Linked DNA regions of Homo sapiens: region 2 is linked to region 1. A link is an interaction called in ENCODE POLR2A ChIA-PET data of the cell type or tissue named here. Cell type or tissue: PC-3. All regions are shown on one strand. Each heading gives the region's core, and the rest is flanking DNA. Links, peaks and the distances in the headings are about the cores only.

Evidence for each region. Peaks named below come from ENCODE experiments on the same cell type or tissue, not always from the same donor. Only the 100,000 strongest peaks of a DNase experiment are listed, where the experiment ranks them.
Region 2: POLR2A ChIA-PET joins it to region 1 with 12 read pairs; 1 of 35 experiments calls an interaction of 5 or more read pairs at or near these places.

What each region holds. Positions count from the first base shown.
Region 1 is chr2:147,277,346-147,281,749 of GRCh38, reverse strand. No RefSeq gene overlaps it. Among named protein-coding and RNA genes, the nearest start is that of LINC01911, 440 kb to the right of the region's middle. In PC-3, for the core only: no CTCF peak of the experiment used is centred there; DNase peaks (open chromatin) are centred at 2,659 and 3,029; H3K27ac peaks cover 1,372 bases.
Region 2 is chr2:146,664,093-146,668,496 of GRCh38, reverse strand. No RefSeq gene overlaps it. Among named protein-coding and RNA genes, the nearest start is that of LINC01911, 170 kb to the left of the region's middle. In PC-3, for the core only: no CTCF peak of the experiment used is centred there; a DNase peak (open chromatin) is centred at 1,956.

The sequences.
Region 1 (4,404 bases), core at 212-4,211:
TATGATTTCGGCTATGGGTTTGTCATAAATAGCTCTTATTACTTTGAGATATGTTCCATAAATACCTAGTTTATTGAGAGTTTTTAACATGAAGCGATGTTGAATTTTTTTGAAGGCCTTTTCTGCATCATTTGTCAATAGATGCATCATGTAGTTTTTGTCATTGGTTCTGTTTATGTGATGGATTACGTTTATTGATTTGTGTATGTTGAACCAGCCTGGCATCCCAGGGATGAAGCCGACTTGATCGTGGTGGATAAGCTTTTTAATGTGCTGCTGGATTTGGCTTGCCAGTATTTTATTGAGAATTTTTTTTTCTTTTATTATTATACTTTAAGTTTTAGGGTACGTGTGCACATTGTGCAGGTTAGTTACATATGTATACATGTGCCATGCTGGTGTGCTGCAGAGAATTTTTGCATCATTGTTTATCAGGGATATTGGCCTGAAGTGTTCTTTTTTTTTGTTACGTCTCTTCCAGGTTGTGGTATCAGGATGATGCTGGCCTCCAAGAATGAGTTAGGGAGGAGTCTCTCCTTTTCAATTGTTTGGAATAGTTTCAGAAAAAAATGGCAACAGCTCCTCTTTGTACCTCTGGTAGAATTCAGCTGTTAACTAGACAATTTTCATCTTGAGCCCCCTTTTCAGTCTGAAGCAGAAAACTTCATTTAGCTACTTACAGTTTTAGTGGTTTCTCAGTGATGTTGATTTTAAATACAGTCAAATTGAAGACTTCTTCCCCTCTGATTTCTCTTGGGGCTAATGTAAATCATAAACATACGCCAAGATGTAGTGTTTTTGGAGATGGCATTCACTCCCCCATATTGATCTACCCTACGCTGACTCTGAGATCATAATCCTGTCAAACGCTTTTGTTGTCTGCATGTCTGGCATTTAAGAACACTCTAAACTGATTTTTTACAGAAGGAGCCCCATCTCCTTTTCAGACTGAAATTTTATAATTTATACTGTAGCAACTTACTCTCCCTATGACCCACCAGAAACCTCCTTTCCTGTTGGCTTTGTATTATAACTACAAAATTCTTTGCCATATGAGAAAATATTGGATAGCCCCCGATTCTGACTGGATCCTTCTGTGATTCTGCAGATAAAACCATTATGAATTCATACATCCACCCATCCATCCATCCATTCATTCATCCATCCACCCGCCCATCCATCCATCAATCCATCCAGTGGGGCAGCTGACAAACATTTATTGAGTACCAGGTGCTTACTAGGCACTTGTAGTAGAAGGTTCCTTCCTGAAGGATTTCACTTTCTGGTAGTATATAAGAACCAAAATCAGTGGCCTGATGCTCCACAAAGCTTAGACACTGAAAACTAAGACCATTTACTCCTCATAACTTACTGTCTGCATTAACATAACTTACTTTTTCTATGAAACTCTTGCCCAGGCTATTGGGTTTAACTTTTCATGGAAAACATCAACATACAGTTTGCATCCTCAAATTCTTTGAATTCTTAATCTCAAAAATCCTTGCCTTGCTGTTTCATGATCTTCACCAAATCCTAACCAACCCCATCTTGCTTGTACTACTGTCCACAACCTCCAAATTGAAAGACCTACCTTAACCCAAACTTCCAATTCCCAATAAATTGGGACACTGCCAAGGCACTTTTGTAGGGGAGGGGCATCCTGCCTTATGTTGTAAGCAATGAACTCAGCTTTGCCTAATCAACAGTTGTGTGGTAGTATTTGGAAAGCCAGAACTCAACAGTGGTGTCATAATTCAGTTGCAAGCCCTGCTTTTCAGAGGAAGATTAGTTAGTACATATAATTAGCCTCATTAGCTGTGAAAGATTATTTTAAATATATGTTTATGCATGATCAAAAGTCAAGCCTTTCATTGCTAATTCATGATATGGTTTGGATACCCAACAGAGATTTCTTCTCAATGGATATTTAAAATGTGATCTTTTATGGCCGGGTGCGGTGGCTCACGCCTGTAATCCCAGCACTTTGGGAGGCCAAGGCAGGCAGATTGCCCGAGGTCAGGAGTTCGAGACCAGCCTGGCCAACATGGTGAAACCCTGCCTCTACTAAAAATACAAAAATTACCCGGGTGTGGTGGCACACACCTGTAATCCCAGCTACTCAGGAGGCTGAGGCAGGAGAATTGCTTGAGCCTGGGAGACAGAGGTTGCAGTGAGCCGAGATCATGCCACTACACTCTAGCCTGGCCAACAGAGCGAGACTCTGTCTCTAAATAAATAAAATAAATAAAATGTGATTTTTCTTTCTTTCATTTTTTTCCTGAGACAGGGTGTTGCTCTGTTGCCCAGGCTGGAGTGCAGTGGTGTGATGTTGGCTCACTGCAACCTCCGCCTCCCGGGTTTAAGTGATTCTTCTTGTGCCTCAGCATCAAGTAGCTGGGATTACTGGTGAGCACCACCATGTCCATCTAATTTTTTTTTTCGTATTTTTTAGTAGAGACAGTGTTTCACCATGTTGGTCAGGCTGGTCTCAAACTCCTAGCTAGGCTCAGGTGATCTACCCGCCTCAGCCTCCCAAAGTGCTGGGATTAGAGTCATTAGTCACCGTGCCCAGCCTAAAATGTGATCTTTTTAATCACTATATTAAGCTTTACATAATGCAGATGTTAGTCATGCCTCAGGAATTGAGGTTAGGTCCTCTGGACAATGCTAGATGCTGAGAATTCTTCACCTGTGCTGCAGTCAGACTCCAGTCACCTGCTACTGTGATTGGGTTCCTAAAATATATGACGCAGGAGACACTATTTAAATATACTCTTTATTTTTGACTAAGGCTTTAGCTAAGTCTTGTCCCTTTTGTCTGCTGGCCTTTCAAGGTGAAGTGGGCTCAACAATAAAAATAATCTCTAAGACCTCTTTGCTAAGTATATGTATGAGAAACATTGGCCAGGTTCTTAGTTGTAGGCAACAGAATCTGACCTAACAAGTTTAGTTGGAAAGGGATTTATGATAGTTCACAAAATTATTGGGAAAGTTAAAAGTACAGACTCTAGGCTGAGCTTCTGGGAACGATGCCCAGAACCACACTGAAAAACTGGCTTGCTAAGGAAGCTGCTGCTGCCATTGGCCTCAGAACCCCAGTGCTTCTGCCACAATCAGAAGGATGTTGCATTGGGCAAGTGTTGTCACTGCTATTGGCCTCAGAAGAACCAAACACCCCTGCCACGATGCTGTTTGAGAGCAGTTTTCAAAGTGTGGTCCCTGAACTAGCAGTATCAGCATCACCTGGTAACTTGTTAGAAATGCAAATTCTCTTACCGTGCTCCAGACCTATGTAATCAGATACTCTGGGCATGAGGCCTAATGATGTGTGTTTCTGATACAGGCTAAAGTTTGAAAACTACTGCTATGTGAAATTGTTCAGTTTATTTCTCCAAGTCTTGCACACATGCAGGTGTATCTGCTTGGCAGAACATAGGTCGTGCAACAAACTCTATGACAGGATACTGGGAAAAGAAGTCTGTAGCAGTACTTCTCAAAATTTAGTATGTATCTAAATCACCTGGGGATCATGTTATACTGCAGATTCTGATTATTAGGTCTGTAGAACAATGCCAACAAGATCACAGGTGATAACAATACTCTTGATATGTGGACCACAATTTGTATATAGAGAGCCTGTAGAATAGAAACAATGCTGAAAGAGAGGTTGGGGGATTGCAACTCATCCAATATGCAATATCTTCTACCCAACTTGTCTTTTAATAAAAAACCTATAACCTCCAAAATTTGCAAGAGGAAGAGATCCTCCACATGGGTAGGGGCCTGATGAATTGAATCGTCACATATTTCCCTGCCTTTACTTGAATTAGGAATCCATTATCCCCTTTCTTGGAAAACTTTGAGGTATCTGGGTACTGTATTTTAGAAGAGAGGTTGGATATTTTTAAAGCCTAAATTAAGCCAGACTTGGCGCATAGTTCTCGACCTTTTTCTCTGAATCTCTTTGGTCTTAGAAGACTGCATCTTAATCAGAAAATAAGCCTTATACACTCAACAACATGGTCTTGCCCAGGCTCCTGTTGTGACTGCCACTGTTGAGTTCCCACCTGCCAAGAGAGCCTAAAGTCAAGTATTGATATGGGAGCAATTCCTGGAGGCTTCATCTGTCTACCTGGTAGCCAGTTGATTACATTTGATCTCTTCCTTCATGGCTAAAGGAGTGCTTTATTTTCTTAGGAATATTCTCAAATTTCAGGAACAGGTTTTTCTTTCTTGCCTGGAGGACTTCAGAGAGCATTACCACTTTTTGACTTACATTTATGCCTTATCATGATATCCCACCTAACATTACCTCCAACCAGAGAACCTTTTACAGAAAAGAAGTGTAACTGGTCTTATGATATGCCCATTATCTGAAACTGTGGCTGTGCTCTAGAAAGGAAT
Region 2 (4,404 bases), core at 280-4,279, 610 kb after region 1:
AGTAAAGGTCATTTCGTTTCCCTCACATTTGAAAGACATAGATTTTCTGAGGAAAAAAAATATTTTTACACACACAGAGCATAAATGCACTGATAAATTTAACAGCAAATGTTCCATATTTCAAAGGGTCAAGTTATAGTTTGGGTTCAACCTCATTGTCTTGTACAGCAACCATGTCTAATGAGAGGGCAGGAATTTTTGTCTATTTTCGTCACTGATACATCCCAAGTGTGCAATCAATATTTTCAAATGAATGAGTGAATGGACAGATGATGCTTAGGCGAGAATTAATCTTAAAATATTGTATTTACATGCTATTTTAAGTTATAAAATAATATCTGTGATGTGTCTGGTACCATGTCCACAGTACTTAAGAATATTCTATATTTGGTAAAATGTTTCAGTAACTCTGAGAGACAACATGGCCTTTAAAATATCTTTACTTTTCTAGAATACAAGAAGGTGATTTGAAAAATTTTGCTCTAAGTTTCCCCCAGATTTTTGTTTTAGAGAAAATATAAATTAGGCAAAAGAGAAATATTGTTCTAAAATTAGAATTGTAGCTTAGAATCACTGTCTTTTTTTAAAAAAAGTTAATTTTCTCCCTTGATAGAATGCATAGATTTCTTTTTCTTTTTCTTTCTCTTTATTTATTTATTTATTTTTGAGAAAGGGTCTTATTCTGTCACCCAGGCTGGAGTGCAGTGGTGCAATCGTGGCTCATTGCAGCCTCTACCTTCCAGGCTCAGGCAATCCTCCCACCTCAGCCTCCAGAATAACTGGGAACACAGGCATGTGCAACCATGCCCAGCTATTTTTTTAAAAAATTATTTATAGGAATAGGGTCTCCTTATGTTGCTTAGGCTGGTCTCAAACTCATGGGCTCAAGTGATCCTCCTGCCTCAGCCTCCCAAAGTGCTGGGATTTCAGGCATGAGCCACTGCACCCAGCCATAGATGTTTTTATTGTAACATGCAAATCACTTTTGGCTCCAGAAAAGCTAGAATCTTAAGGAAACTAATTTTGGCAAAAATTATCACTAAAATCCACTTTTTTTCAATTTTTATATTTTTTAAACTGATGTATTTACTTGTAGATTTTAGTAAAAGATAATAGACAGTTTTAGAGAAAATTTTAAATTCTGAACATGAGGAGCTAATTAAAATATTGCCTGAAGTAATGCCATTTTAATGAGTTGAATCAGAAAGCTTTCCTGCTGGTATTATTTTAATTATCTTCCTACCTCTCTGAACTTCATATATCTTTTCTGGCTCTTTTTACCTTCTCTAGTTTTTTTTGTTTTGTTTTGTTTTGTTTTACCTGGATCCTTCTATTGTCTTTCCCTTAAAGGAGTCACACACTGTAATCCATGATCTCTCTTCTGCATTCCAGATCTGAAATTCCAAATTCCTAAAGAACATTTCCAAATAAAAGTCCAAACAGCATCTCTAGATCAAGAAATATTACTCTATCCCTATTCATTTTTCCTTCAAACCTTGCTTTTACTTCTGACATTACAATATCTGTTAATTTTACATTACTTCCTGTAGTTCATCCTTGGCTTAAACCCTTTTGCCCCTTTTTCTTTACCTCACCCTTTCAGGAAGAGTTCTCAATCCTGTTAATTTCTTTTTGTTTTCCACAGATCATGCATCCATCATTTTTATCCATAAAGTTTTCCCTTGTTCTCAGTTATTAACTTCTTAGTCCAGGCTTAGACAATTGATTTTAACAAATTTCACTGCCTCTGATGGCATACCTTCTGCAATAACTTCATACCAAGTTAATTTTCCAGATTCTATTGGAAAAATATATCTGACATCATGTGATACTCTTGTTGAGTTACTAACCATTGCCTATAGATACCTTTTCAAAATCCCTTTTCTAGTTTCTCATATTCCACATTCTGGCTATACCCTACATTTCCTGACTTATGACTCACATATTTTCTTCAAGCAAGCAAATAAAACAAAGCCTCAATATGATGTAATGGACATTCCCCGAAACAATGAGCTTTGAAACCTTCATATCTTTGTTCACTCCACCTTACTGCCTCCTGTCTATCAAAATCTTATTCTTTCTTTAGGATTTATGAAAACATCACCTTTTCCCAATTCCACCTTCACTAGATGTTTTAGGGATTGAGGGATGGGGTGGTGTGAAGACAGGAACTCTTCAGGCCTCACATTATTCCAATAGCTCTTAGTAGAAGACAGTAAGAAAACACTTTAGAGTGTCAAGACATAGAGATCATTAACAAGGGCTTAACAAATTCCTAATTTTAACTCAAGTTAACCTACAGTTATAATCAGATATTGCCCATTCTATGATTTCACCCTTCTGATAGTTATTTCTCTCTGAGCAGTTTTAAAAGTCTCAACAAAACTGGTTGGTTCCTATTCTCAATATGCCTTTCACTCAGCAACCTGTTTCCAGTTTGATATCCAAGATGACTGATAAGCACAACATCTGATTGCAACTTTTCTTACCTCACTTGGGGCCTGGAGTAAAATTTTCTGTGAGTTACTAATAGGAAGATTACCAAATAGCAAAACTCTCATGAAAGTAAATAAACTATAGAACATTTTTTCACTTATCTGTTAGCCATTCATATGTCTTCTTTTGAGAAATGTCTCTTCAGCTCCTTTGCCCATTTCTTAATTGAATTATTTGTTTTCTTTCTATAGAGTTGCTTCAGTCCCTTATGTCATTCGCATATTAATCTCTAATCCCTTATCAGATGTAGTCAAAGAGGTGTCTGCACACCCATGTTAATTGTAACACCATTCACAACAGCCAAGTTATGGAATCAACCTAAGTGCCCATCAGTGGATGAATGGATTAAAAACTTGTGGTATATATACACAATAGAATACTAGTCAGCCTTAAAAAGCCATGTTGTCATTTGTGACAACACGGATGAAACTGAACATCAGGCTAAACCAAATAAGCCAAACACAGCAAGATAAACACCACATTGCCTCACTTACATGTGGAATCTAAAACAATTGAACTCATAGAACCAGAGAGTAAAGTGGTGTTTAACAGAGGCGGGAGGTAGGGGTGGAAGAAATGGGGAGATAATCATGAAAGACTGCAAAGCCTCAGTTAGGAGAAATAAGTTTGATTTTTTCTGAGGTCTGTTGCACAGTAGGATGAATACAGGCACAAACTGCCATTATGATCTTTTAATACAGTGTGGAAGGATTAGATTAAGCTAACTAACCTATGCATCACTTCAAACATTTGACGTTTTTTGCTGTGAGAGCATCTGAGATTTACTTTCTTAGTGATATGGAGATGTACAGTACTCAATTATTAGCTATACTGTATAACTATAATTTGTCAGTGTATAATTTTAAAAACTTTAGAACATATTGTGCTTTTGTTCTATCTTCCATTTGTGTTAGACTAATTATTATAGGATTACAACAGTCCAGGTCTTGCTGTATAGCATTCTTTTAGCAAAAGTATAAGAAGTCTAAATGTTCACAAGTGAAGGTAATGCTGACATAGAAAATGGCTGAGAGACCTTGGGTGGGCTGAAGCAAGATTGTACAAGGGTTTTCTGCCACATTCGCTTTATGCAAGATACTCTGCTCCCTCACAATTAGGTCATACCCACATGGGATTTGTCATATGCTGCCTTATATCACAGGTATTTATATATATACCTTTTTCCTAAGTTGTATTATGAAGTGGTGGAGAACAGAGACCAGATCTTATATATCAAAGCATTTAGAATGGTGATTGAACATGGGAGCTATTTAATAAATACTTGGTGAAAGAATAAATGAAGAAATTGTCCTACGAAATTAAAACACCCTAGTGTCTTTGCTTTACCCACTCATGGCAGTTCTGTTACAGCCAGATGAGACCTGGACTTGGAGTTATAATTTGGGTTTGAATCTCATCCCTGCCCCTTTCCAGCCTTGAGAGCTTTGGTAAGTTTAGGAATCTCTCAGAACTTAATTTATCCATTCATGTAACATAGATTTCACTTCCTTTATCTGTAAAATAGTAATGGAAATAATTTTACCTATATCATAAGTGGATGAATAAGGTTCTATAGATGCCCATGTAACAACTTCCCTGGCTTTGTGAACATTGTAAAGCCAAGTTCTCTTATCCAAGGATCAATGGTATTTTCGTTAATGCCTATTACCTTATACCCAAACATCTCAGTTTTAGGAACTCAAACCTCATCGCCAACAAATCTACAATGAGATTTGTTCTGCTTCATCTCTGTAGTTACATTACCTAAATTGGAATATCGACTATCAATTACCAGCTTGATGACTTCGGACAAGTTTTAAAATCCTTCAACACCTCATTTTTTTTCCCATTTATACATAAGAAAAATAATACCTACAAAATAGAATTACTGTACATGTTGAAAGTGTT